Regions from separate parts of the Homo sapiens genome. Here regions 1, 2, 4, 5 and 6 are each linked to region 3. Evidence: chromatin loops called from intact Hi-C (ENCODE). Cell type or tissue: A673. All regions are shown on one strand.

Region 1 (5,000 bases), 310 kb after region 3:
TTTCAGTCTAGAATAGCTTCTTTGGGGGAAACAGTTAATTCAAAGTTCAACCTTCCTGAAAGGCTGTTTCTCTCCTCTATCAAAGGCCTCTTGAAAGGAAAATGGATATGCTGTGGTCAAGAATAGGCCAAGATAAACATCCAGTACAGCATGATGAGTGGGATTGGAGCACAGGTGCACAGTCCCATGCATTATGTAACCTGTTTGTTAAGCTCATACTTGGCTCTGAGCCACTGTTGTCTGTAAGGAGTGTAACTGCCCTGCTGCCACCGGCTCGCACGAGGCAGGAGAGAGAGAGAGAGTAAAGCTGCTGACTCTGTAAGAGAGAGCCAGAGCTAACCACCTTGCAGGCAGACAGTGGGGAGCCAGGAAATGGTGAGTGCTCCAGGGAGTGCAGCTGTATGCGTTGGGGCAGCAGGAGCCGAAGAGCTGGCTGCTGAGAAGGGCTGTGGCAGGAGCAGGCAGCCGAGACAAAGGCTTGTGCCCAGAGAGAGAATAAAGCCATATTTCACCTGACTGCAGCCCCCTGAGTGTTCTTTCAACTACCTACCAGTCATCCACCAACTCCCCCTTGAACCTCAGTTTGGGCTCAAACCTGACATCTCTCTTCCATTTCCTCCATTTCTAGAGACTGTCTAGGGGTATGCATGTGTGTGTGGCTTACAGTTACTCTTGGTGGCCTCTATTGGTTTTTTTTGCCTTTTTTTCGGTCTCATGCTAGTCTCCACTGAAGTGAAGTTGATTGGTCTGGTCTAATCTTGCAGAGGTATGCTTATAACACTCATCTGTAAGTGCCCTCTGCCTAAGTCCATGGTTCCTACCATTTGTCACTGTTGTGATGTGCCTGCCCCATATCTCCTGTCTTGACTGCAGATCTCTAGTTGTCCAGCATCCTTCTCAGAACCCCTACAAATCCTACGTCTCTGAGCCCTTGGGAATCATAAGTCAGCTGTGGAGAATTGGTGCTACCTCAGGCTACTCTTAAATACTCACTGCTCTCTGATCATGGACTAATACCTCTCAGCCATGCTATACTGAGAAGGACAGAGCAGCCTCCCAGATAATTTTGGATTCCTTCTCCACCCATTTAGGAATCTCTTTTCCCTTTGACTGAAGTCCATGGGTTGGGAAGGGTGTTGCATCTTCATCAGCACCATCCCACTTCCCTCCTTCAATCCTTTCCCTTAGCAGACTCTAATATCTCTGGTGGGACTTCCTTGATATTATATCTCAAGTATTCTTTACACTATGGCTTCTAATAAAGCCCTATTTTCAGATCCCAAGGGTTTACTTTTCATTTGAAAGAAAGAGATTTTGGAACTTATAAAATCTCTCATTTTGGGTTGCAGTTTTGGAAGTTGAACATTGACATTGTTCTGTCTTTTCCAGATATAGCAATTCTAATCCCTCTGTGACAGAATCTCTTCTGTTTGGACTGTTGACTCACAAAGCCTAAAATATTTACAATCTGGTCCTTTACAGAAAATGTTTGTTGACTTCACATGTGCAGAAAGGAATCTAAAAGTTTAGGACTCCAAAGACTTCGAACAGGAATGATTTGTTATATGGGTGCTGTGTCCCTCTACCCTCAACTGTATTGTCTGAGGAGACTCAGAGGATACTCCCTTGAAAGCAGTGAGAAACACATTAGTGAGGGGAACACCCACACTCTGAAGAGCACTGTAGTGGCTCTCATATGTAAGCCACATATGATGGTGGGAAATACCACCATTGTGATGGGTTCCCTGATTCCAATAGGGATGATGGGACCCTGAAAGAGCAGAGGCCAATGGACAATACTTAACTGCCAAAGATAAAGCAGCCATATTTGTTATAAAGGCTGGCAGATTCTGATTACTGTAAAGGTAATCAGACTATTTAGACCTGCAGGAATTTTTGGTAGTGACTAATTGACCATGTGGTTACCAGAAATGAAAATGATGAGCAGCCTACTAAAAAGCTGCTTAATTTATAAAACAGAAACTGCAGGTCTGGTGGCTAAAAACCTGACTTGAGCCACCTAGTGGAGAGTGATGGATTTCTACCTACTTTTTAGAGCTAAACCAGTTCACAGGTTAGAACCCCCTGATTCAAGGGGAGGCCAGGTTCTTTTGAAGAAGGATGCTACAGCAGAACCAAATATAGAATGTAAAATTTCCCCTGATTCTTTCCCAAAGGGTGACTTACTAGCAGGACTGTGCACTGGGAAAAAGGAAGTACCTAGACCGTGACTGTGTACTGGGAAAAAGGAAATACCCAGACTATTCAGATATTCCTAGACACTTAATATGAACTGATGCTATTCCTGGGCACTCCAAACCTGCTATACTGTACCAGTCAAATGGGAGCTTATGGTGGCCAGGTGATAGACAAAGGCTTAGATAGAGGTAGAAGTTAGCTGGTAATTTCTTCCCTGGTTCCTGAATGTAGAGTTGCAATAGACATACTTGGCAATTGGCAAAATCTCTGTTTCTTGCTACCTTGTCAAGCTTTACCCTTTTGAGTATGTTATTGTCTATAATTTTTTTTTTTTTTTGAGACAGAGTTTTACTGTTGTTTCCTAGGCTGGAGTGCAATGGCATGATCTCAGCTCACTGCAACCTCTGCCTCCCGGGTTCAAGCGATTCTCCTGCATCAGCCTCCTGAGTAGCTGGGATTACAGGCATGCGCCACCACACCCGGCTAATTTTGTATTGATGGGGTTTCACCATGTTGGTCAGGCTGGTCTCGAACTCCTGATCTCAGGTAATCCACCCACCTTGGCCTCCCAAAGTGCTGGGATTACAGACGTGAGCCACCACACCCAGCCCCTTGTCTATGATTTTTTAAAACATGTAGTAATCTTTAATTCGTTAAGCCAAATTTATGTGTGTTTATTAATTTAAGCATGTACATTTTTTGAGGGGTGATTTTTTAAAATTTAATTTTAATTTTAAGTTCTGGGTTACATGTGCAGGATGTGCAGGTTTGTTACTTAGGTAAGCATGTGACATGGTGGTTTGCTGCACCTATCAACCCATCACCTAGGAATTAAGCCTTGCATGCATTAGCTATTTATCCTGATGCTCTCCCTCCCTGCTGACAGGCCTCAGTGTATGTTGTTCACCTCCCTGTGTCCATGCGTTCTTATTGTTCAGCTCCTATTTATAAGTGAGAACATGGGGTGTTTCCTTTTCTGTTCCTGTGTTGGTTTGCTGAGAATGATGACTTCCAGCTCTATCCATGTTCCTGCAAAAGACATGATTTCATTCCTTTTTATGGCTGCATAGTATTCTATGGTGTATATGTACCACACTTTCTTTATCCAGTCTATCATTAATGGGCGTTTGGGTTGATTCCATGTCTTTGCTATTGTAAATAGTGCTGCAATAAACATATGTGTGCATGTATCTTTATAATGGAGTGATTTATATTCCTTTGGATATATGCCCAGTAATGGAATTGCTGGGTCAAATGATATTTCTGGTTCTAGATCTTTGAGGAATCGTCACGCTGTCTTACACAATAGTTGAACTAATTTACATTCCCACCAACAGTGTAAAAGCATTCCTATTTCTCCACAGCCTCACAAGCATCTGTTGTTTCCTGACTTTTTAATAATTGCCATTCTGACTGCTGTGAGATGGTATCTCATTGTGGTTTTGATTTGCATTTCTCTAATGATCAGTGATGTCAAATTTTTTTTCATATGGTTGTTGGCCACATAAATGTCTTCTGAGAAGGGTCTGTTCATGTCCTTTGTCCACTTTTTGATGGGGTTATTTCTTTTTTTCCTGTAAATTTGTTTAAATTCCTTGTAGCTTCTGAATATTAGGACTTTGTCAGATTCCAAAAATTTTCTTCCATTCTGTAGGTTGCCTGTTCACTATGATGATAGTTTCTTTTGCTCTGCAGAAGCTCTTTAGTTTAATTAGGACCCATTGTCAATTTTTGTTTTTGTAAGCATGTACATTTTTTATGACAAGAAAACTTCTGAAGTCTTTTTTACTGAAAAGTTAAAAGTGAAACAAAAAATCTAGTTTATTGTAGTATTTTATCAATTGTCTATATGTTTATAATTTTTCATAGCAAAACCGTTTGGAGAAAACAAAGTTTGATTTGATTAAAAATTTTCAAGAACATTGTTTATAAACTTTAAAAGAAGATGTCCTAACAACTACCCTTGACAACAACTATTGTGTATTTTGAATTTACTTTTTTTGAGAAAAATAATTGTGCCACATGCCATTATTGTAATATGTATTGTTTTAAGCCCGAGAATGAAAAAGAGATACTATTATTTGACTTACGTATCTCTTTAGAATAATTTCAAAACAGAAATCACTTTGGCTAGCACTTTCTTGGTATCATGAAGCCTTTGATATTTTTGATCCAGAAGTTCCATGGATCCAAGTGCATTCATTAATTAGAACTCATTTTAGGGTAGGGATATTTCTTTCTGCCAGACACCTGGTTATTTAGATGGGCAATGGTGTCTTTCTCTTAAATGTTAAACTCAATCACATTCCCTCCTTCCTTCCTCTTCAAACCAAAGGAACCACTATTCTGTATTTGGTACTTAGCATTTTAAGCCAAATGCGTTGTCATTATTTTAATCACATTTGTATTCATCCCATAACAAGATAGTGGAGTTTCAAAACTTCAAATAAATATTAGTACTTTAGTTATCCTTCTGCCACTGTGAGGCTTTCCTATTTTAGTACATGTGGTTCTGTGTTACTCTTTTTATAGCCATGTGGTTTTCCAAAGTATAAATATACCACAAATTACATACCTATTCTGTCATTGATGGGCATTTATATTGTATCCAAATGTTTTGCAAGTAATGTTTGTATAATAATCCATGGTCATATTTGCAAAAATTTCTTTGGCAGCAGAACTGCAAGTTATTGGATCTGTGCATCTTTGACTTTATCAGATGTTCTCAAATTGTTCTCCAAAGTGATTTGCACCAAACTATACACTGGTTTACTATTAATTGATTTTTAAATTTTTATTTA
Region 2 (5,000 bases), 200 kb after region 3:
TGGCTAATTTTTGAATTTTCTTGTAGAGAGGAGGTTTCACCAGGTTGTCCAGGCTGGTCTTGAAATCCTGGTCTGCAGGAATCCTTCTGCCTGGGCCTTCCAAAGTGCTGGAGTTACAGGTGTGAGCCACCGCACCTGGCCTCATTCTTTGCCTCTAAGTCTCACTTTCATTCCCATGCCTATTTTGACTAAATTAAATGTCTTCGATTTGTTCAGTTGGTTAGAGGTTAAGACTGCTAACCAAGCATGTGAACTTTCAGTGGTAATCCTGCAAAGACTTAAAGTCTGTGGCTTTGGTAGGCAGTTTTGTCATAATGAATGAACGGTTTGGTAGTACATTACGGGTTTGTATAAACTTCTTGAATAGCAGAGCTTATAAACTATTCAGAATCAAAACACCAGGTAAACAGTGGGAAGAGACAGTAGGCCCACCCTATTTTCTTCCATAATTCCAGAACCTTAAAGCAGCAGAAGCCACAATGACTAGCGGGTGATGTGCACCTTGCTGGAGTCTGAATCAGTATGGGGAGACTGTCAAGCCAGTATAGTTTCCAAAAGAAGTTTAACGCCTATGACTGTGGACCAGCTCCTCTGGCATTCACCTGACCAGTGGAACTGCAAAACTGATTTTTTTCAATATATTGTCTGTCCAGGCTGCTATAACAAAATGAACTGGCTGGCTTAAAAAAACACATTTATTTCTCATAGTTCTGGAGGCTGGGAAGTCCACTATCAAAGTGCTGGCAGATTGAGTGCCTGGTGAGGGCCTTGTTTGTTGGTTTACAGATGGCTCGCTCTCACCGTGTTCTCCCATGGCAGAAGGGACGAGCAAGATACTGGGGTCTCTTTTATAAGTGTACCAATCTCAAAAAGGAGGTCTCTGCCCTCATGACTTAAACCCTTCCCAAAGGCCTCACATTCCTAATACCATTACCTTGGGGGTTAGGATTTCAACATAATTTTAGGGAGAGCAGGAGGGGATATAAACATTCGGACCATAGTAATAATCTCTAAAAATAGTTTTTCATAGATCGGTGTGAAATCTGATGTGTGCTGAGAAATCTGTTGAGAGGGAGGGAGAGAACTTGGCTTTGGCAAGAATGGGGTTTGAAGGACACAAGGGTGGAAGGCTATTCAAAGCTGCGTAGCTGGCAAAAGCTAGGTGCTGCTGGTTGGTCACCTAGGTCTATTCCTTTGGGAACAGGAGGTCACACCTTAGGAAGATGGTGTACCCTGTGCCTTCAGGCAGGTTCAGTTGATCTTCCTTGAAGAAAATGGTGAGACCTCATCAGTCTAGTTTGACTAGACAATCTCTAGTCAATTATTTCCATTTCAGAATTCAGTATTATGACCTCAGTGAAGGGAACAGGATTACAATTTTCCAGTATATTGAGAGCTTGAGGCTCAAAATGGTGAAATGATGCTCAGGCTCCACGCTGAAAGGAAGTAATGAAAAGAAAATGAATTCTACCCATTCTCTTCGAAAGTGGTCCTACTTAGTGCCAACCAATTCCATTTTTATCCTGTAACTTTTCTACCTCTAACAGGTAAACTGATTTCCTGGCAGTTGATTATACACTTGTCATTTGGGGTTCTGTATAAATTTCAATGTTATCTTAGTTGTAAAAACAATATTTTGCGTTTCTGAAATTAAAACTGTTATTAAAACTGTATCATGGAACATTTTCCAGCAAAACAAATATATAATCAACCCATATCTATCCCTTATCAGCTTCAATACTTATGATACAGCCATCCATTTAACAACTACCCAAAGTCCCTGGATTATTATCTCCCCACTTTTTTTTGGTTTCTCTCAGATCCTGGTTACTGGATTATTTTAAAGCAAATGCCAAACATTTTCATTATTAAAAAAAGTCATTAGAATATGCAACAACATCCCCTGCAAACAATTCTTAGTTAATATCAAATTCAAATATTCTGATTTCCCCAACTGTTTCATATATATATGAAATATATCCTACTGTCTCTATAGATCTATGTATATATAAATGTATACAATAGTCTGTTCAAATCAAGATGCAAATATAGCCCACATACTGCATTTGGCTCATGACTGAAAAGCCTCTTTTTCTTTTTCCTTTTAAGCTATACGATACCTTTCTCTGTCTTTTTCATTAAAGAAATCATACCATTTGTCCTACAAAATTTCCCACATTCCCGATTCTTGCCTGCACATTGATTTGTTTTTCTAAACACATTACCTCATCTTATTTATATGACTACCTACTGAAATATTTTTTCCACTTAACAAACGAGTTAATTAGGATAATTAGGATACAGATATGAAGTAAGCAATTTTTCCAAACTCATAGTAAGTACTTGACTACAGGGCGAGAATTCAGTACACCCATTTCTGTGACCAAGAGCTCTTTCTTTTTACCTGAAGACTATGTGTCTTATTTCACAAAGGAGTACTAAAAGCCCCAGAAAACCCTGAGATTTTTGAATTAAAAAAAAAAATTAAGCTATTAGTCCAATTTTATGTTTTATTTATTAGAAGTGATCCATTTATACTGTTACACAGGCACCATTCTTCATGAATGGGAATCTGCTGAGCTCCAATACATGTATGTATCTTTACATGTCTATAGCAGTGTGTGTGCCTGTATGATTTTCTAAATTTATTGTCATACCATTCATACACTTTGAGTATCTGTCCTATTTATTACACTAGATTACAAACTTTTGGATGCGAAATACTTTTAACTTTTCTGCAATTTCTCATAGTCAAACATAACTGACTGATAATTCAGGATATTTTTAGTGAAAACACAAAGGCCAGCTAGACTGTGTGATTCTTATCAAGTACTGAGGTAGAAATGGCATTTTATCAGAAAAATGTGTCTGCTTATTTTTCACTGCCATCTACTGGTACCTGATGTTATTTCTGCTTAAAATCCTTCAGGGAAGCCTATCAGAGGGATTTACACAGAGCAACAAGAAATTATGAAGCCCTAAAAATCCTTTGAGAAAGTTCCTTTCAAAAGAATAGGTGCTACTTTAGCAGGTAGAGCTACCTTAAATTTTACAATAAAAGTTACTAACATCTAAAAGGGTTACTATAATATCAACTACAATGCCTCTAAGCTATAAGGGCTGCAAATTAAACTTATCATTATTTATAATTTTTAAGGCATAAAACAATGAATTTATAATTTCTAGTCAGAAATTCTTATCACAGTAGAGCTCTGGCAAATTAGTTTTAAACACAGTCAACAGTATAATACTTCTGGCTGTTTGTCAATTGAAATACACACTGTGCTTCTACGGGTCAACAATGTGCTAGGTTCTGCCAACACTGCAGGGAATAAGACACATGTGGCTGCTGTCTTCAGAGATGACAATATGGCTGTGTGTGTTTGTGTGGGGAGGTTTCTTAAGTTTATATAAAATACCAACAAAATGATTTTTTTTGTTGTTTTGTTTTTTTTTAGACAGGGTCTTACTCCGTCACCCAGGCTGGAGGGCAGTGGTGTGATCTCTGCTCACTGCAACCTTTGCCTCCGGGTTCATGCAATTCTCCTGTCTCAGCCTCCAGGGTAGATGATTACAGGCACACACCTCCATGCCCAGCTAGTTTTTGTATTTTTAGTAGAGATGGGGTTTCACTATGTTGGCTAGGCTGGTCTTGAACTCCTGGCCTTAAGTGATCCTTCCACTTGGCCTCCCAAAGTGCTGGGATTATGGGCGTGAGCTACTGCACCCAGCCAACAAAATGAATTTTAAAGTTTATTTAATTTCGGTAGTGAAATAGGTTTTCTTTTTGCATCTTGAATTTATTACAAATTAACTTGATAGGATTAATTTATATTAGTTAATTAATACAAATTAACTTTCCAAAGTCTTAACATGAAGATTGAGATTATAGGCCTTTTGATAGATCATGTTATTCATTCTTGAGTTCTTTGGTGATTATTGACAGATGAATTGCTAACATACTAAAAATAACAATATAGTTGATCTTCAAGTAATATACCCAAGTTTTTATAGTAAAACATGAGATACTGCTGTTCCAAGTCTGAAAAATATATATAAACATGTTTAAAATCATTAAACATTTTTTCACTCCTGTCACAAAATAGAAAGTATATTTAAAATATAAAACAAGAAAGCTGGGTTACAGACTGGTAAAGATAAATCTAAGATTTCTCAAAAATAGAGGAAAAATGGAACAGACTTTACCTCATCTTCATAATTTTCATGATAAGAAAGGGAAGATGTTTTGTAAATAAATGATTTTTCCTAAATACATTAAAGCCAACAAATTGTTTCATTTTATTACTTTCAGTTGGCAGTGGCTGCTGAAATATTTTTTTTGTGTGTGTATATGTATTTTTTGCCTTAACGCCATATACTTTATCTAATGACTTGAGAAAGATATTTCAATGCATAGGTGGGACTTTTTGCTAGTTAACTGGCTTCAGAACCATGTTTTAGTTAGCTAATGTTTTACCGCTTGGTAATATAAATAGCCACTTAGAATTCAAGTTTTCTAAGTTTCCAATTTCATATTTTCCAAAAATCAACACTTATTCTTTTAAAGACATTTTACTTCCTCCAAACATTTGAAATAGCAGTTATGACAAAAACATGATTATCTCAATAGATGCAGAAAAGGCCTTCGATAAAATTAACACCCTTTCATGCTAAAAACACTCAAAAAACTAGATATGATGGAACATATCTCAAAATAATAAGAGCTATTTATGACAAAACCACAGCCAATATCATACTGAATGGGCAAAAGCTGCAAGCATTCCCTTTGAAAACCGGCACAAGACAAGGATGCCCTCTCTCACCACTCCTATGTACTGGAAGTTCTGGCCAGGACAATCAGGCAAGAGAAAGAAAGCGTATTCAAACAGGAAGAGAGGAAGTCAAATTATCTCTGTTTGCAGATGACATAATTGTATATTTAGAAAACCCCATCATCTCAGCCCAAAAACTCCTTAAGCTGATAAGCAACTTCAGCAAAG
Region 3 (5,000 bases):
GCCATATTAAAATTTTAAAAAACGTTTCTAAGTGAAATTTTACTGAAATTTGAGTCAGGGACTACATAAAAGGATTTTTATATTTAGTGGAGAATGAATTTGCTGACTTGACATTCATACATCGTACCTCCCTGCATTCTTCTCCCTTATATGCATGCTCTCTCTCATACATACTTACAGGTTCTCTTGTGTCCTCTTCTGTTAGTCTCTTCACTCTTTTGAATTGATATTATCACTTCTTGCCAATGACTTTTCACATAGAAAGAGATTACCAGTTTTGTTTTTAATCTTTGAATAAGAATAAACACTTACTTTTTTTTAAACAGGCACTTTTTGTTTTTATGGCATTATCCTTTGCCCGTGATGAAATCATCTGGCTACTTCGTCATGCAGATAACATGCCAAAGAAGAGTGCAGACGACTTTATAGATAAGTAAGTTAGCAACATTTAAAAAAATATTTTCTGTATATAGATGCTTCTTGATTTACAATGGGGTTATGTCCTGATAGACCTATTGTAAGTTGAAAATATTGTTAAGTTGAAATTCATTTAGTACACCTATTATTACTGAACATTAGAGCTTAGCCTAGCCTACCTTCAATGTGCTCAGAACTCTTTTATTAGCCTACAGTTGGGCAAAATTATCTGGCAACATAGTACACTGAAGAGTATAGGTTGTTTATCTTTCTGATCACATAGTTGACTGGGAACTACGGCAGCATCATGAGAGAGTATCATACTGCCTATTGCTAGCCTGGAAAAAAAGTCAAAATTCAAAGTACAATTTGTACTAAATGTGTATCTCTTCTGCACCATTGTAAATTAGAAAGATAGTACATCCAAATCACTGTAAGTTGTGCACCATCTATATTCTGATTTGTGGGCTGGGGAATCTGGAGACTTATATTTGAAGCAAAATTATTTTGAAGAGCTTGGAATATTTGTAATATATCATTAGATGATATTAATTAGACTGCAAAGTCAAATTTAGTTTTAAATTAGGGCTTTTATTTTCTCGTAGTATGCTTTGTGGTGATAAAGTTTTTGTTTTCTTGCTATGCTCAGTAATATTTCTTATGGAATTCATTTTTTAAAACTATTTACTACACAAAACATTTAAATAAAAATCCTGTTTTTAGAGTTGCAACTCAGTGTGTCATTAAAATGTGTCTTATTTTAGTTCAGTCTCTCAATAAGAGTTAGAAAAATGGAGCAGAGAAATAAGAGCATACAGAAAAATTTTATTTCTTGCTAATCTTCTTTTATTTGAGATTTTTTGATGATGTATTTATAACATGTCCTGTTTATTTTTTTAATTTAAATTTTTTTTTTTTTTTTTTTTTTGAGACGGAGTTTTACTCTGTCACCCAGGCTGGAGTGCAGTGATGCCATCTTGCCTTACTGCAACCTCAACCTCCTGGGTTCAAGTGATTCTCCTGTCTCAGCCTCCCAAGTAGCTGGGATTACAGACACCCACCACCATGCCCAGCTAACTTTTGTATTTTTAGTAGAGATGGGATTTTACCATGTTGGCCAGGCTGGTTTTGAACCCCTGACCTCATGTGATCAGCCCGCTTTGGCCTCCCAAAGTGCTGTAATTACAGTCGTGAGCCACTGTGCCCGGCCCTGCTTATTTTCAGTTTGGATTTTCTGCTGTCGATTTTTAGCTTTAACTTTTTTTCTTTCTTCTTTTTTTCTTGCTTTCCATGATTTCTTTATTCATGAAATGATTTAAAAAGGAAGTAATTGACATTAAGTATTAAACAATGCCCTTTATAAGAAAAATACTTTTAGAAATAAGATTAAGGGCATCGAATATATTCTTTAATAATGATGAATTTATTATTTGAATATTTTTCTTGAAATTTTAAAAAAGGCACATTGCTGAATTAATATTTTACATGGAAGAACTTAGAGCACATGTGAGGAAATACGGACCTGTAATGCAGAGGTATTACGTGCAGTACCTTTCTGGCTTTGATGCTGTTGTCCTCAATGAACTCGTGCAGGTAAAAACTATCTCATACTATTTCCCTTTTGTTCCTTCCTTCCCACCTTTGATAGTATTTTATTTGTTTGTTCAACAAGCATTTATGAAATATCATGTGCCAAGTGATAAATCATGTTTATATTTTGGAGATCATTACCTAGAAGGGAAGAAACAGTTAGTTGTAGTCCAATGTGATAGGTGTTATGCATTAAGTATATATAAAGCTCAGAATGAACACAAGGAAAGACACAATTATTTATCCTGAAGATGGAGGTGTACGCTAACCAAATTACAGAGGGCCTTGGGAAAGAGGAGGTTAATCATAAATCAGGTGTACTACTTAAAAAGATCACCCTGGTTCAGTGTGGATGGTAGATTGCTGGGAACCAAATGAGGAGGCAGAGAGACCAGAAGAAAAATGACTGCAGTAGGCTAGATGAGAGGTGATGAGAGTCTGAACATGGGCAGTAGCTATGGAGATTCAGAAGAGATGATAGAGACAATATAATTGGTAATTAAGTATTAGAGGGAAAGTAGAATAAAAATCTTTTTGAAGAAGATTGTTAGAGGATGGCCAGTAAATAAAGATTTCATATAGACATTCCCATTTAAATGTCCAATTTTTTTTCCTTAATTGGTTTTTAGCCTTTTTTTGCTTTCCATAATTTATTTATTCAATATTTTTCATCTTTATTTAAATTTAAAAAACTTTTTATTCCAAATAAACTGACTCTAAGGAAATAATATTTTATTTTGCTTCACTTTATAGAATTACATGTTTCAAATGACTGTAAGCTAATACATAGTATAAAGAAAACAGTTAAGAATCCTCTTTATATAAAGACTTCTCTAAAGCTGCTAGTTTTCCAGAGAAATAACCATACTTTGAAGATCTCATTTTTTTCAAATCAACCTAAAAATATAATAAGGAAAAAAATTGTTCATGTAATTTTTTTTACCTTGAGTTACATGCTGTTACAAGCTAGTATTCTAAACTCTATAGTTTATTTCTTCTTTTATCCACTAGATGGAGCTCAGATACTTCTTTTCTATGGTCATTTAAAAAGGGAACAGAAAACCTGGGGTATTATTGCCTTACTATAATTTTATTTGAATAGTTATTACTTAACAGATAAGCCAGAAGCTTTTGTTACTGTTTATTATTTATTCATACTAGCATACAGTTTAAAAAGTAAACCAGAATTCCTGAATTACTTAATCTATTTTTATATAAAGTGGAGTTTACTAATACTGAGAAGATTAATTCTTAGCATTTCTTCTGGAATTATAGTAATAGTATAGTATCAGCAGCAATCATACTGATATTAGTAATTGCCAGATTTATTGATAGTGTATCTTACCAAATCTGTAGAAAACCTCTGTGAGAGTGGATATAGTTATCATTATTTGTTGAAGAAGAAATGCCTTATGTAATTTGCTCCTTATCACCAATACAGCTCATAAGTAATAAAGCCAGTAGTCAAACTCAAGTTTTGACTCCAAAGCCTGAGCATTTTACCACCCTCTTCTGTTGCAAAGTATATTCACAATGTTTTTCACCATTTGCTAGCATATAAATTTAGAACTAAGGTTGTAAACCTGTTAGCATAGTTGATTGCAATAGGTGTTAATATTTTATTGTGGTAAAATATATGTAACAAAATTTACCATTTTCATGATTTTTAAGTGTACAGTTCACTCGCATCATAAAGTTTTAAAAATGTGTTTTATTTATACTGTTTGTAAGCTAAGCATCCACTTTTTAAAAGGAATTTATTTTTTAGCATCCACTTTAAATACAGTTTATCAAATATTCATTTTTTAAGCTAGATTGAAAAGGATTTTTAGGTCTTAATTTTGTTGAGGCCTAACATACAGACAACAAAAATCATTCATTTTTAGTGCATGTTGTAAATTTTGGTAGCTGTATGCATTTGTGCAACTATTACCATCACCATATTCAAGACAGAACTTTTCCAACACCTTTAAAAGTTTACTTATACACCCTTATGGTACACCTTCATCATTCTTGCATAAGCCCCTGACAGCAACTGGTGTTTGTCATTATACTTTCGCCTTAAAAATACTTTTTCATATAAATTTTCCTATATAGTGTATGAAAAAATTACTTTTTAACACAAAATCATTTATTTTTTATTTCTTTCACTTAATGTAATGGTTTTGAGATTCGTGTTATGGTGTGTGTTAAAATTTCATTTCTTTTTTATTACTGAAAAATATTCCATAGTATGGGTATACCAGTTTGTTTATCCGTCCACTAATTGATAGACCTGAGTTGTTTCCCAACTATAGATGTTTTTAACGTTACTTTTTGTTTGTTTTTCAGAATCTTTCTGTTTGCCCTGAAGATGAATCAATCATCATGTCCTCTTTTGTTAACACTATGACTTCCCTAAGTGTAAAACAAGGTAATAAGCCTTTTAAATAAAAGCATATTTTCTTCTAATTAGATTTTCAAACTTGATTATTAAGGAGATAATTTACCAATTAATTTGGCTAATGATCTATTATCTTTTATCTTAATTTTGTTCTCTGAAGCAAAGATTTCCAAAATGGGTTTGTGATGCTATTTACAAAAATAATAATTACAGTTTTATATTTCTAATTATTAAGCAGGAAAAAAAGCATTTTGTAACAAAAACAATAAAACATTTGCATTTTGTAGCAAATCATATATTTGGTCCAAGCATACCAATAACAATATTTAATGCCATTTATAAAATGTTTAGTCTGTGCCAGGCACTTTACATATATATTATCCCATTTACTCCACATTCTTTTTTCAACACTGTTATTACTTTTGACAGATTTGGAAACTCTGGGTTTGAGGGTTAACCTCGCAGTTACTGAACATAATTTGCCAAGCTCTAATAGCTGTTAAGCAAAAGTAGGAATTTGAGCTCAAATCTGTCAATCTCAAAAATTGATGTCATATAATCACCTTGCCATTATTTGACACTCCATTCTAGTGGATCGATAGTGTGTTTT
Region 4 (5,000 bases), 330 kb after region 3:
GGATCCCTGACTTCCTTGATAAATAGTGGAGTGCTAGATGTAAAAGCAAAGCCTATCTTTTGTTAAACTGCAGATTCCAAGTTTGCAGCTTTAGGCTTCACATATTCCTATTAGGCCTGCCATCACAGCCTTGTGATGATCTGTATGTCTTAAGTGGGGCGAAGACATTTCTAGCTATGCCTTTATTTTAATCAGTGTATGTTAATGCACCTATGTGTAAAAGCGTTTATTAGTTACCCAAATGCGTTGTATAAATTTTAGGTAGAAGCCTCAAATGTTAGATTAACAAATATTGTTTCCCTTTTGGTAACTTATGGACTGAAATGAATGTATAAGTTTTTAAAAAGTGCACACAAAAGATGAAATAGTCATACTGATATTAGAATTCCTTTGAATAAATTTGTATGTGTAGGACATAGAAAGTAGAATACAAATTAACACATTTTCAATACAAATCTTTAATATTTTTGTCTGTTCTAACTATGTAGATAGGTAATGTTCAAAGAGATTTCTCTTGGGAGGAAAAAGATCATACTAAATTTTGTAAAGAGATACATTTTTGTAGCAGCAATAGTCAAATTTTTCACATTTCTCAATTTCAATGACTGCAGCCAGAAATGATCAAATTATCTACCCCCCTAATTTGGCATTAAAAATACAAGGCCAGGTGTGGTGGCTCATACCTGTAATCCTAGCACTTTGGGAGGCCAAGGCGGGTGGACCACTTGAGGTCAGGAGTTCAAGACCAGGCTGGCCAACATGGTGAACCCCTATCTCTACTAAAAATACAAAAATTGGCTGGGTGTGATGGCAGGTGCCTGTAATCCCAGCTACTCAGGAGTCTGAGGCAGGGGAATTGCCTGAACCTGGGAGGCAGAGGTTGCAGTGAGTAAAGATCATGCCATTGCACTCCAGTCTGGGCAACAAGAGCGAAACTCCATCTGGAAAAAAACAAAACAAAACAAAACAAAAACCCAAAAAACAAAACACAAATAAGACTCTAGAGGGCACTCTACTCCTATTGTTTTTCAAGAAGCCTTTTTAAATGTAACATGAAGGCAGATATTTAAAAGTCATTGTGAATACTTCCAAGAAGGTTAGAATTCTTACGCAAGATCTTGAATATCAGTTGTCAGCATGGAGCAGTGGGATTTTCCTGTTCTCTTTCAAGTGTTTTCAGTTGGGATGGTTTAAGTTCTTTAATGCCGAGGATACAATTAATTTCTCAAGAGAGTATACTTACGTTAAAAAAGTTAGAGTTACAATATGTATAGGTATAATTGTTATCCCTACATTACTTTATGACATTTTACTTAATTACCTTGTATAACTGTTATTACTACTACTGTCATTTTTATCATTATTGTAGACATGAAATCAGAATTTTGAGATGCTTTCTGGGGAATAAGGTTATCAAAGTGTTTTGATTCAAGTAGCCTGGTTCTTCCCTATTTCCATGCACATGAAATGTATATAGGAGGGCCTCATTCCTAGGTTATAGTAGGTGCTAACTGAATGTTCCTTAAGTCTGAATCTGAAGTTAAAAAAATAACTTTTAATGTTATTGAATACATCACACTACATATTTGTATCTGTGCTCTCTGCTCTGGGCCATTCATGTTAAAACCTGGTCTCCTGGGATTTTATTTAGCCCAGAGACCAGTTTTGCTTGTTAGTAGGTTTTTAAAAATCTGAGTTAGACTGCATTTCAGTGATTGCATTCTAAATACTAAACAATACTTGCGTTTTCCCATAGTCTGAGACCCTGTGCCCTTATACATTTCCTCATCTACCTGGCACCTAAAGCCATGTGTGTTTTAAACCTATGGATAGATCTAGGATCTTTTTGCTGGCAGCAGATGTCTCTCTCTCTCTTTTTTGGAGAGAGAGTCTCGCTCTATCACCTAGGCTGGAGTACGATCACACCTAGATATGATCACAGCTCACTGCAGCCTCAAACTCCTGGGCTCAAGTGATCCTCTTATCTCAACCTTCCGAGTAGCTGAGACTACAAGCATGAGCTACCATGTCTGGCTAATTTAAAAAAAAATTTTTTTGTAGGCCGGGCACAGTGGCTCACACCTGTAATCCCAGCACTTTGGGAGGCTGAGGTGGATGGATCACAAGGTCAGGAGTTTAAGACCAGCCTGGCCAAGATGGTGAAACCCTGTTTCTACTAAAAATACAAAAATTAGCCGGACGTGGTGGCAGGCGCCTGTAATCCCAGCTACTTGGGAGGCTGAGGCAAATAATTGCCTAAACCTGGGAGGCAGAGGTTGCAGTGAACTGAGATTGCGCCCCTGCAATCAAGCCTGGGTGAAAAAGCGAGACTCCATCTCAATTTTTTTTTTTTTTTTTTTGTATAGAGTGGGGTCTTGGTATATTGCCCAGGCTGGTCTCGAACTGCTGGGCTCAAGAGACCCTCCCACCTTGGCCTCCCAAAGTGCTGGAATTACAATTGTCAGCCACTGCTCCCGGCCAGTAGATGTCTCTCTTGAACATCATTTCATGATTGAACAAGGTTTACCTGCCCCCTGAAAAAACCTCTTTAGCTTCCTGCGTCTCTCTATGTTCTACGGCTGGGACTTTATTCCTATTTGTAGGCTCAACTTTCCTACCTCTGACCAAGGGGAACTGAAGTGTTAGGAATAGCTCATGTTGCTTTTCCTATTCTGATTTTGGTTTCTGTGCTAATAACTTATGTTGCACAAAGCTGCTACCACATACCCTGTCGCCAGGCAGTGGGTACCAAGATTGTTTTTAATATGTCTGAATCTTATCTTGGTAATCTCTCAGCTATCCAGTTTCTTCTCAACTAACTCACATCTCATTTTCTTCTTTCTATGCCTGAAGATGATAGTTTCAGATGTATTCTAGGCCACCAGAGGGGCCTGCTACCTGCTGCCACTTACACACACCTCACAATTTTTCCATTCTACATTCCCATTGCTGTGTTTCCCCACCCACTTGTAGGGACACCTCTTGTTTGACTGTCCTGATATGAGCACTTGCTCTGGTACCCTTTACCTAGTAGCAATAATTGCTCATATTTAGGTGGCACTTTCAAACACCAGCTCTGATAATAACATCTATAAACTGGATATCATCACTTCTTTTGTATAGATGATAAAAATGTGACTGGAAGTGTTGGCATTTGCACCCATGTCTTCATATTACAGGTATTAGGATGCTTTGTTGGTGTTTATTTAAATTAATTGCAACTGGCTTTAACTGCCTTGTCTTGAATTTTTTTTTTTTTTTTTTTAAAGAGACAGGGTCTTGCTCTGCCACCCAGGCTGAGTGCAGTAACATGATTATGACTCACTGCAGCCTCAATCTCCTGGGATCAAGTGATCCTCCTCCCTCAGCCTCCCAGGCAGCTAGGACTCCAGGCATGCACCAGTGCACCACTACATCCAGGTAATTTTTTTAATTTTTTTTTTTTTTTTTTTTTTTGTGGGGACAGGGTCTTGCTTGCTCTGTTGTCCAGGCTGGTCTCAAACTCCTGGCCACAAGGGATCCTCCAGCCTCAGCTTCCTAAGTGCTGGGATTACAGGTGTGAGCCACTGTGCCCAGCCTGGACTTATTACTGCATCTACTTAAGCTCTTGCCACAAACTGTGAGGCCTTAATGTTTTTGTTCTGCTCGTCTGAATCAGAGCTCCTATTCTGACTCCAACAACTGGACCGTCTTATTAAGAATGAGGCTTACTACTCGCAAGGCTCAGAATGTCCCAACAAGCCCATAGAAACATCTTTTTAGCTACAGTGCTAGCTCAAACTTACCTGATGAGGAACACGTGAGGCACTTGTTATATGCACAGATTGCCAGGTTACCAGGTTTCTTCTCCAATATACTATGGTTTTTCCAATATACCATGGTTTAGTAGGTCCGGGCTGAGGCCTGAGAGTTTTTTAAACAAGTGTTCTAGTCAGTTCTTATCTTCAAGCAAATTTGAAAATCAGCTTTCTAGAGGAAAGTCTCTCAGAAGGATGTGAGGTTAACCTGCCGATACTCACCTCACTTCCTTTCCTGTGCCTTTTTTTTTCCTCAGTAAATTTGGGCATCTTTCTCTCCCTTTTTTGTCCTCCTCTGCCTAGCTCTTCCTGTCAATGACAGAATTTCATTTAATTGTTTATCAGCTCACTGTGTAATTTGGGTTTCGAAAGCCAATTTTTCTACAGAGGCTTCTTATGCTAAATTGAACTGGAGTAAATGATTCTGAAATTGTAGCCACCAAGATGATTTAGTCTTTACTGTAGCATCGTATCTTTAAAAGCCATACACTAATGAAAGGTTTTGGAACCAGATGGTGTTCAACTTAAGTCTTATCTGCTCAGAAAAAGGTGATATGTCTTTTCCTAAGTGACTCCATTTTATCCCTGCAGAAGCTGCTGATTATCTCGATAGTCTGTCTCAATAACTATCTCAATAACTCTTAATAGACTACCTCAATAACCCTTAAATTGAATTCCATGAGGCTCTTGGCACATTATAAAAACAAAGCACATAAAGATACCATAGGAAAAATGACAAATTATATGATTGTTATTGTATTAAGTTGTTCTGGGAAGGTGTACGATCCAATCTAATCTAACTATGCTTTATTGGAAAGAGACCAGAAATAAATTCTGATCTTGAAAACTGCTGATCCATCCATTCAGTAATCTATCTTGTCAAGATCCCTCATCTGTGCAAGCATCACCCTAATAGAGCATATGGAAAGGTACAGGGACACAGGTGAGTGCACGCAGTGATGTCCCCTGAGAGAAGAGACTTCCTGGGGTGAAGTCATTTTGGAGGTTTTGTTGTGCTGAGGGGCTGGTCCTCAGCTGGACAGCCTTAAAAATCCTAATTCGGTCAGTTCCACAGGTGGGTTCAACATTGTTAAAAACAAAGAAACAAACTCCCAACAAATTCTTAAAACTAATGCAAAAAGTCATCGTGCCAATCTCTTACTTTACCATTATCTGTGTGATAAGAACTGGAATCCAATTATC
Region 5 (5,000 bases), 210 kb after region 3:
CCATGCTAATGGATAGGAAGAATCAATAATGTGAAAATGGCCATACTGCCCAAAGTAATTTATAGATTCAATTCCATCCCCATCAAGCTACCAATGACTTTCCTTACAGAATTGAAAAAAACTACTTTAAATTTCATATGGAACCAAAAAAGAGCCCGTATTGCCAAGACAATCCTAAGCAAAAAGAACAAAGGTGGAGGCATCACAGTACCTTTCTTCAAACTATACTACAAGGCTACAGTAACCAAAACAGCATGGTACTGGTACCAAAACAGATATATAGACCAATGGAACAGAACAGAGCCCTCAGAAATAACACCACACATCTACAACCATCTGATCTTTGACAAACCTGACAAAAACAAGCAATGGGGATACCCTATTTAATAAATGGTGCTGAGAAAACTGGCTAGCCATATGTAGAAAGGTGAAACTGGATCCCTTCCTTACACCTTATACAAAAATTAATTCAAGATGGATTAAAGACCTAAACGTAAGATCTAAAACCATAAAAACCCTAGAAGAAAACCTAGGCAATACCATTCAGGACATAGGCATGGGCAAGGACTTCATGACGAAAACACCAAAAGCAATGGCAACAAAAGCCAAAATAGACAAATGGGATCTAATTAAACTAAAGAGCTTCTGCACAGCAAAAGAAACTATCATCAGAGTGAAAGGCAACCTACAGAATGGGAGAAAATGTTGGCAATCTACCCATCTGACAAAGGGCTAATATCCAGAATCTACAAAGAACTCAAACAAATTTACAATAAAAAAAAACCCATCAAAAAGTGGGCAAAGGATATGAACAGACACTTCTCAAAAGAAGACATCTATGCAGCCAACAGATGCATGAAAAAATGCTCATCATCACTGGTCATCAAAGAAATGCAAATCAAAACCACAATGAGATACCATCTCACACCAGTTAGAATGGCGATCATTAAAAAGTCAGGAAACAACAGATGCTGGAGAGGATGTGGAGAAACAGGAACACTTTTACACTGTTGGTGGGAGTGTTAATTAGTTCAACCATTGTGTAAGACAGTGTGGCGATTCCTCAAGGATCTAGAATTAGAATTACCATTTTACCCAGCAATCCCACTACTGGGTATAGACCCAGAGGATTATAAATCATGCTACTATAAAGACACATGCACACATATGTTTACTGCAGCACTATTCACAATAGCAAAGACCTGGAACCACCGCAAAAGTACATCAATGATAGACTGGATTAAGAAAATGTGGCACATATACACCATGGAATACTATGCAGCCATAAAAAAGGATGCGTTCATGTCCTTTGCAGGGACATGAATGTAGCTGGAAACCATCATTCTCAGCAAACTATCACAAGGACAGAAAACCAAACATCTCATGTTCTCACTCACAGGTGGGAATTGAACAATGAGATCACTTGGACACAGTGGGGGGAACATCACATACTGGGGCCTGTTGGGGAGTTCAGGGCTGGGGGAGGGATAGCATTAGGAGAAATACCTAATGTAAATGATGAGTTGATGGGTGCAGCAAACCAACACGACACATGTATACCTATGTATCAAACCTGCACATTGTGCGCATGTACACTAGAACTTAGAGTATAATTAAAACAAACAAACAAAAAGATGTTCCCAGAGGACCGAACTCATTCCACTCTAATACAATCATTAGCACTGCCCAACCATGACCAACAACAGTAATGGAAAGCAACATGTATCTCCTAGTTTTCATCTGCGCACAGCAGGAAGGTGGCTGAAAAGCAGGGGAAGGAACAGGTCAGCATATCCTGACCTGCTTATTTGGATCTGGGGCCACCTGTTGTCTTAATCTTGGTGTGAACTCTAATCCCCAACTATGTGCTAGAATTTTGTTTTGTGTGTAACTGCCCACCTGGTTTGTGTTTCTCCTTACTCCAACCATTATTCTGCTTTGGCCTTCCTGTCTGGCCTCAATGGCTGAATGCTACCCTTGTCTTTCAATTTGGACAGGGATGTTTGGTTCCTAACTTTGTCCCCTGGACTCCTCTGGACACATGGCAACATCTTTTCAAACAGCTCTGTCTATGGTATGGTTAACTCTTGTAACTGCTCATTAAATTGATACTTCTCTGATATTATCTGAAGAAGATCCCTATTTATGTCACCCATCTCTCAGCTATTCTGAAAACTGAGAAATAGAGCTGTTGATTCAAAGAAATGAAGACTCAGGCTCTGATATAAGCTGCCTCTCACCTCCATCAAGTTCTGCTTGCTCTAGATTGTTCTTAAGACAGATTCTTGACAAATCAAAAACCTTCACTGAAAAATCTAGATGTGTGGCAATTCTAGATTTCTGAAATTCATCATCCAATTTCTTAATTTAGCCCTATTCATCACAAAATGTAACCACCAATAAATAACATCAGATCTTAACCTAATTCTCCTTCAAAATGTGGGGGGCACACGGCAACATATTCATACGTATGTACATGGCATTTGAGGTTGGGGCATGGAAAAATACCGAGGCACTGTGTGTATGTTATTTGTGCATGAGAATGTAACTCCTTGACCCTAAAAACAGGATACGGAGTGTAGTGTGTAGTATGATAAGGAATGCTGAAAACAGCCTCCTGAAACGCAGTTTGAGCATTTTTACAAGGCCACAGGTGTCTCATGACCAGACCTCAAAAAAGCCATCTAGTGGATATCTGTGGTTTAACAAGCTCTTTCAATAAATACTTGGTGGACGGATGATGCTGGGGTGGACTCTCTTAGAAGAGCTGCCCCCCACCCCCTCACCGGCCCTGCTCAGCTGTAATTGTCTGAGAACTCATTCTTGGCATTCACTGCAAGCTATAAGCTCTGCAAGTGGTGCCCTCGACGTGATCACCTTGAAGTTATGTGTGAAGGAGGAGAGCTCATCAATTTTCGAGGAATCCCAGTAAGGGACAGTCCTGACTCCCATCAGGAGGATGGGACCCATGCATAAAATACCAGGGGTTGGGTTATCATGGGTCAGGAAATGACCAAAGAACAGAAAGTATTTTTTAAAACAGTGCAACAGCTACTTAAGGCTATCCAGTGCACTGTAGATCCTGGAGCTCTACACAAGCTTATGCTTTTAATTTGGCAGAAATGCCCTTGGTTTCCTGATCACGGAACCTTAGATTTAGGGTTATGGAAGCAGGTAGGTCACTGCCTGAAAAGAGGAAATGAGCAAGGTCATTTTATTAACGCTACTATTTTGGCCACCTGGGCACCGGTACGCTCTGCGTGGTATCCTCTTTACCCACCAGATCGCCCATTATCTCCACCTGAAAGGAATTTGGAAGATTTAAAGGGAGAGATTCCACTCTACGCTTCATTCCCTTCTATGGGGAATAAGGAAGAGATTTTTTCTAGTGAGGAAAAACAGGAACCAGAACAGCACGGGGGTGCTCCTCTCTCTACTTGATTCCCTTCTGTAGGGCATAAGGAGTATATTTTTTCTAGTGAGGATAAGGACAGACTGGAGCCTTTTCCTCCCCCTACAGAAAAGCCATTGCCTTTCTTTCCTCCAACCTTAAAGGGACCTGCATCTGTTGGCCCCGTTCAGGCAACAGCACCTCCCATCCCCCTTAAGTAGATTAGAGGCCGCCCAAGTGACAGTTCTTAGATTATACCCCCGGTCAGCGAACATTTGTATGATTAGGTGGCTGCGTCTCCTCAACAAACTTCCCTGCTGGAGGGGTGCCTACAGGAGGGAAGGAAAGTGGCTGATTATGACAGTCTTCCTAATATGCAAGTTCTCATTTCCTATTTCCAGCATCAGCCTTTCTGGCCGTGTCTTTTTTCTGCTTCCCTGGAGTATAAGGAAAAGTTAGTTGCATCTTAGCAACTCTCCTGCCCCAGGCCTCTGTGGGTAGCAAGAAAGCCAGAGCTATCTGAGATAAAACCTAGAAGGCAGCATGCAACCAACTTTTCCTCACCAAGACATAAATATAGTTAGTGATTCTGCTTACATGGTGTATAGTATTACTCATTTAAATCTTGCACATGTGAAGGGCATTACTAATGAACCCCTACTAGCTTTGTTTCTTCCAGCACAAGAGCTCCTCGGTCCCATCATCACCCTCTTTACATCATACATATTCGCTCTCATTCTAAGCTACCTGGTCCCTTATCAGAAAAGAATGCTCAAGGTGATGCTCTAGTATGACCATAGATGTGGTCTGCAGATTCTCCTGCTTTTTTGCGAGTCCAGCTGATCATGATTTTTTTCATCAGAACGCCTGGATTCTTAAACAACAGTTTCATTTGACACTTGCTCAAGCTCGCATGATTATTAAAACTTGTCCTGATTGCCAACAGCATTCTCTTTCCCCTTTTTCCTTAAGGCTTGGTGCCAACCTACAAGGTCTGGTGCCTAATGCTATTTGGCAAACTGATGTTACTCAGTATCCACCCTTTAAACGTTTTAAATTTCTCCACGTTACCGTGTACACTTACACAGGCCTAATACATGCTACCCCCAGACCAGAAAAAAAACTAAAGATGCAATTGGTCATTTATTTGAATCCATTATAACTTTAAACCTTCCACAAACTATAAAACCTGATAATAGACCTTGCTAGCTTAGTGCTCGATTTGCATATGCATTGCAACTTTAGCACATACAACACAAAACTAGTATTCCTTATACCTCAACTAGTCAAGCCATTGTTAAACAAGCTTATCAAACTCTTAATATATATCTTAAACAAAAAACGGGGAATATGGGGCTCTCTTTTCGAGAACAGGACCTGTTGTTAGAGAATCGACCACAACAATGAAGGTGATGACTTGGAAGGCACCTAACACTACCTGGGGACAGCTAAAGAAATTGAATCAACAGGCATCTATTTGGCTTGCAGCTGTGGAAGCCCTCGCAACCGCATGGAATCGGTTTCTTAAGTATCTGGTGGTAACTGGGGAAACTTCTGAGAAAGTAAGACAAACATGGATGTTGGGGTGGCTGGCAATTCTTGTCCTTTG
Region 6 (5,000 bases), 790 kb after region 3:
ATTTAATTCTTTAGATATATAGGTCAACTCAATGAAAATGTTAGTGCACTTGTTCTATCACTAAGTTTCCATGGTATGCTTAATATAGTAGTGCACATTTCATTTGGAAAAATATTCTGTCATGATGTGAATAGATTAACCAACAACAGGAAATTTGCAAAATGATAATGCTCCCAACCACATTCATTCTTATCATCTGTATTTGTGTTGGGGACTTCAAGTCCAGTCCATTATTAAAACATGTGTTGCATGGCTCAAATACTTGTAATAATTATTCCCTAAGCCAGCATTTTTGTTACTGAACAATATGATCAATAAACACAAGGATCACTTCTTAGCTGTGTAGTTATGCTCCAGCACCACCCATCACAAAGCGTTGGGGAAAGCTGCCTGCTCTGACCTTTTCCCCTTCCCATCCAAGTTTCAACAGCTGTTTTTCTAGAGACCATAACACAGGTGCCTATCCTTGCTTAGTAAGTGTAAACGTGGCAGGCTAAGGACCTGATGTGGCAAGCTAAGAATGGAAGTTTCTGAGGCTTGTTGCTGTAATGCAAATTGCTGCCATGTTAGTAGAGGTGATGCCCCAGTTGACAGTCTACACATCTCAGGCATTTAAGAACATAGAACTGGCTGGGTGCAGTGGCTTATGCCTGTAATCCCAGCACTTTGGGAGGCCGAGGCAGGTAGATCTCGGGTCAGGAGATCAAGACCATCTTGGCTAACACGGTGAAACCCGTCTCTACTAAAAAATACAAAAAATTAGCCGGGCGTGGTGGCATGCACCTGTAATCCCAGCTACTCGGGAGGCCGAGGCATGAGAATCACTTGAACCCAGGAGGCAGAGGTTGCAGTGAGCCGAGATTGCACCACTGCACTCCAGCCTGGGCAACAGAGTGAGACTCCATCTCAAAAAAAAAAAAAAAAAAAAAAAAAGAACAAAAAAAGAACATAGAACTTAAAATAGTACCCTAGGTGGTCAATTAACACTGATTTAACTTGAAGGCATCCATTAAAACTACTGAAGTTTTATTAAATTAAAAATGTGCCTTATTATATACTATAAGTAATCCAGTTACTTGAAATGTGAATTACTTTTATCCAAGCATCTGATGGACAATCTTTAAATGTGCATATTTACAGGACATTATCACTTAAAAAGCCTACCTCCAGCTATTCTCCTATATTCAGGTGGTAGTCCATTGCTCTCAGAAGTGTTTCCAACAACAATTCTTGACTTGAGGCACCCACAGCAGTCCTGGGATCTGGGATATTGCCATGTACACAGACCTTAGAATAGGTTGTTGTCTCCTCCTCTGCCTAAACATGGGATGGAAAATGCTCCCAGAGGACAATGCCCTTTTCTCTGTGTGTCATTTTCTATCTTGATGAGTACTTTAAATGTAAAAGTCTTCATTCAGTACTGACATCTCAAAGTGGTGGGATTAATGCTGTCTCCCAGAGATGTTACTTTTCTCTTCACTGATTTGACAGAACACACACACATGCTGTGAACTAACACTTTACATCCAGAGAATAATAAACAACAATTTGAAATATTAACACACTGGCAGAAAGCTCTGACTGATATAGTAAGAAACAAAAAGTAATTGTCTTCCTGTTACCTGAGAAAAACCTTCAATTATTTAATTTCTTTGGAGCTTAGATATGATTTCTTGTTAGTAAAGAATAAAATCCAAAATGCACATGATGTGCTTTCAAAAAAGATAATGATCCCTGGTGTTGAGAGAGGAAACTATAGTCACTCTCATTGGATCTAAATGTATTGTTAGCAATCGTATATTATATAAGGCTGAATAGTAAATAGAAAAGCCAATATACTTGAGTTAGCAAGCTTAAATTGTGTCACTTCCATGGCTTCAAGTATTATTTTATAGAGCAGTTAAACCATCTCTAAAGACTGTTATTAGATTAAAACAATACAAAGGGTAAGCAGAACCAATATTTTAGTTGATTCTTGCTATCCCAGGATTGTCAGAAGCTCTTCATTATTTCTGATTTCAGAATTCAGGAAATTGTAACACTTGAATTTATCTCTCTCTCTTCTCATTTTGGCTTTTGTAGGTTTCATCGATTTCATAGTAGAGCCAACATTTTCTCTTCTGACAGACTCAACAGAGAAAATTGTTATTCCTCTTATAGAGGAAGCCTCAAAAGCCGAAACTTCTTCCTATGTGGCAAGCAGGTATGATATTTTCTTTTTTGCATTATTTTTCATCTTTGTGGTGTTTAGTAACACTTTCCTTAATGATTATATTTCTCACATCTAGGCAGAGAATTCTCACAAGAATTATTAGGGAGTATTGCCACCTAGTGGCTTTATATTATATTGCATCTGCCTTTGACAACTGAAGTTTAATACACAAAATATGAAATACTAAGTAAGGTGTGTACTAAGGAGAATCCAGTGTGGGGAGGGAGAGAAAGGAGATGAGCAGCTGCCACGTGCTCAGAACTGGGACTGAGCATCTACTATCCTGCTTTTCTAGTCGGTTTTGTAAAGTTTTTCAGGTTTTCCTTGTTCACCCCATATCCTGATGGTGTTTTTTGGTTTCTTTGGTTGTTACTGTTAGCTCAACCACCATTGTGGGGTTACACATTGCTGATGCACTAAGACGATCAAATACAAAAGGCTCCATGAGTGATGGGTCCTATTCCCCAGACTACTCCCTTGCAGCAGTGGACCTGAAGAGTTTCAAGAACAACCTGGTGGACATCATTCAGCAGAACAAAGAGAGGTGGAAAGAGTTAGCTGCACAAGGTAGTGTTGTTTATGAGGCCTTACTGCCATCTCTCTCTGTCTTCACTTCTCCTCTAAGAGTTTGGATTACTTCTTCTAGATTTCTTCTTCTATAGAATATGTAAGCCCTTGATGGTATTGGGAATTTGGCTACTCTTTGATCATTCATGAGAAAGTTGGCTCATTTATTAGATAAAAAGAGGTTCTGGTTTGTTTGTGCCACATGGGCTGCAGATCTGTGTGTCAGTGGGTGCTGGCAAACTGGATACTGAAAGATGAGATAATGAAATGGTGACAAAACTTTGTGGTACCATATAAACTCCTGTGCTTTCGTAGAGGTGCTTTCCAGCCTGGATTTTACTTGGTAAGTGGCTTTTGTGTTGCATTAAGTGTGTTATCACTTCATGTCAGAGACTTGGGTGTGTTTTTTTTCTGTTTCACTAAGTTGCTTTTTTGACTCAGAATTTAGACAGGAATTGGGGAAATCATTAGTAATCAACCACCACAGCAATCGCATGGGAAGGTAGCTACAGTTATTTCTGACATATTAGCTGCTTCAAATTAATTAGTCCATTTAGTAGGTTTGTGAGTTAGTATTCAAACAGTTATTATCTTTCGTGCAGGAATTAGCTTTCATATCCAGATCTGGCCCCTGCCTCTTCTCACACTCATTCCCACAGCTCTGTCTCCCTTATACACTACACTCCCTGCACAATGGCCTCTTGGAAGTTTCTTAAAATACTCCAGGGTCTTTGTAGTTATTTTTTCAGCCAGAAATTTTTTCCTTGTGTTTTTTGCAGCTTTAATATACTCAGGAATAAACTTACTTTTCTTAAAATGGATAATATAAGATCAAAATAGAGTGTTAAATCATATTTATAGTCAGAAAGACACAATATTGAAACGTTTTCAATTATCCCAAATGTCAACCATAAATATAACATGTTTCCAGTGAAAATTCCAATACATTTTTCATGGAATTTAAGAAATTGATCCTAAAATCTATATGGTATTGCAAATACCTAAGAATACTCAAGACACTCCTGAAGGATAATAAAGTGGGAGCACTTGCCATATATCAAAATTTACTCTTATACTGAAGTAATAAATTTAGTGTGGCTGTGATATAGAGATAATAAGATGGGCCTTGGGAATAGACCAGAGAGCCAAAAATAGCACATTAATTCCTGCAGAACTTGACAGATGGCAGACACACACATTCGTATATGCAATCTTTTGTATGTTCTCACATATTTACCCTTATGATATTCTTCATTTCTTCTTGTGTGTCAGAGCTACTATTTGGTATCATTTCTCTTCACACTGGAGTACTTTCTCAAGTATTTTCTTATAACACAGTTATACTGACAAACAATTAGATTTTCTTTATCTGGGAATGTCTGTATCTTACTTTTATTTATGAATAATTTTACTTGATTTAGAATTGTTGAATGATTTTTTTTTATTTTAGCACTTTTAATGTGTAATTCTATTGCCTCTGGCTTCCATAGTTTCTGATAGTGTTGGCCAAAAATAAATTGTATTGTTGCTTCCTTGTATGTACTGAGTATTATCTTTTTCTTTCTGTTTTCTAGACTTTATTTTGACTTTCAGCAATTTGATGATGATATATCTAGGTCTTTTTTTTTTTCAGTATTCTACTTAGTGTTCACTAGCTTCTTAAATCCACAAATTAATAATTTGCTTCAAATTTAGAAAGCTTTCTGTCATTTTGTTCAATATTTTTCTTCTGCCTCTTTCTCTCTGTTCTCTCCTTCTGAGGATTGTGTTATGCATAACTTAGGATTCTGGAAATTGTCCTGGATGCTCTGGATCTCTGTCAATTTCTTTAATTGTTCTTTCTTTCTTTCTTTCTTTCTTTCTTTCTTTCTTTCTTTCTTTCTTCTCTTCCTTTCCTTCCTTCTTTTGTTCCTTCCTTCCTTCTTCATTCATTTTTGATTGGCTGCTTTCTAATGATTTATCTTCAAGTTTACTGTTTCTTTCTCTGCCACCTCAATCCTGCTGTTGATTTCACTGAATTAACTTTTTATCTCAGCTACTTTTTTCAATTTTATTATTTCCATTTGGTTCTTTTTTATAATGTCTATTTCTCTGTTGATATTTTATATTTTCATTCATTGTTAGCATATTTTCCTTTAATTCTTCAAGATTATTTTCTTTAATTTTAAAAACATATTTAAAAAACTTGTCTTGAATTTTTTGAAATCAATTTTAAAACTGA

What was found. Hi-C counts contacts between places; a loop is a spot of excess contacts. Peaks named below come from ENCODE experiments on the same cell type or tissue, not always from the same donor. Only the 100,000 strongest peaks of a DNase experiment are listed, where the experiment ranks them.
Region 1: a loop joins it to region 3, with 5 times the contacts of the local background. A loop is called at or near these places in 19 of 110 quality-filtered maps.
Region 2: it touches region 3 in a loop (8-fold over the local background); 54 of 110 quality-filtered maps call a loop at or near these places.
Region 4: it touches region 3 in a loop (5-fold over the local background); 19 of 110 quality-filtered maps call a loop at or near these places.
Region 5: it touches region 3 in a loop (3-fold over the local background); 69 of 110 quality-filtered maps call a loop at or near these places.
Region 6: a loop joins it to region 3, with 6 times the contacts of the local background. A loop is called at or near these places in 22 of 110 quality-filtered maps.

The regions. Positions count from the first base shown.
Region 1 is chr2:182,664,145-182,669,144 of GRCh38, reverse strand. LOC101929976 (a long non-coding RNA gene) reads left to right here. Exons shown (of 7, transcript XR_427200.3): 7 at 2,565-2,595. It also overlaps a transcript of PDE1A not described here. Among named protein-coding and RNA genes, the nearest start is that of DNAJC10, 50 kb to the left of the region's middle. In A673, a CTCF peak has its summit at 2,027 (motif pointing left); a DNase peak (open chromatin) is centred at 3,434; H3K27ac peaks cover 526 bases.
Region 2 is chr2:182,782,779-182,787,778 of GRCh38, reverse strand. DNAJC10 (DnaJ heat shock protein family (Hsp40) member C10) reads right to left here. Exons shown (of 24, transcript NM_018981.4): 24 at 1-5,000. Among named protein-coding and RNA genes, the nearest start is that of DNAJC10, 69 kb to the right of the region's middle. In A673, a CTCF peak has its summit at 2,920 (motif pointing left); a DNase peak (open chromatin) is centred at 2,888.
Region 3 is chr2:182,978,254-182,983,253 of GRCh38, reverse strand. NCKAP1 (NCK associated protein 1) reads left to right here. Exons shown (of 31, transcript NM_013436.5): 12 at 327-433; 13 at 1,878-2,010; 14 at 4,339-4,420. Among named protein-coding and RNA genes, the nearest start is that of NCKAP1, 58 kb to the left of the region's middle. In A673, CTCF peaks have their summits at 2,821 and 3,025 (motif pointing right); a DNase peak (open chromatin) is centred at 3,033; H3K27ac peaks cover 2,032 bases.
Region 4 is chr2:182,646,968-182,651,967 of GRCh38, reverse strand. It overlaps a transcript of PDE1A not described here. Among named protein-coding and RNA genes, the nearest start is that of DNAJC10, 67 kb to the left of the region's middle. RefSeq lists an enhancer at 1-117. In A673, CTCF peaks have their summits at 982 (motif pointing right) and 2,475 (motif pointing right); DNase peaks (open chromatin) are centred at 1,097 and 2,507; H3K27ac peaks cover 1,074 bases.
Region 5 is chr2:182,765,453-182,770,452 of GRCh38, reverse strand. The region is part of intron 22 of DNAJC10 (DnaJ heat shock protein family (Hsp40) member C10); the gene reads right to left. Among named protein-coding and RNA genes, the nearest start is that of DNAJC10, 52 kb to the right of the region's middle. In A673, CTCF peaks have their summits at 2,490 and 2,690; no DNase peak of the experiment used is centred here.
Region 6 is chr2:182,183,671-182,188,670 of GRCh38, reverse strand. It overlaps PDE1A (phosphodiesterase 1A), which reads left to right. Exons shown (of 15, transcript NM_001363871.4): 12 at 2,083-2,203; 13 at 2,592-2,779. Among named protein-coding and RNA genes, the nearest start is that of PPP1R1C, 200 kb to the right of the region's middle. In A673, a CTCF peak has its summit at 2,331 (motif pointing left); a DNase peak (open chromatin) is centred at 2,330; H3K4me3 peaks cover 232 bases; H3K27ac peaks cover 1,057 bases.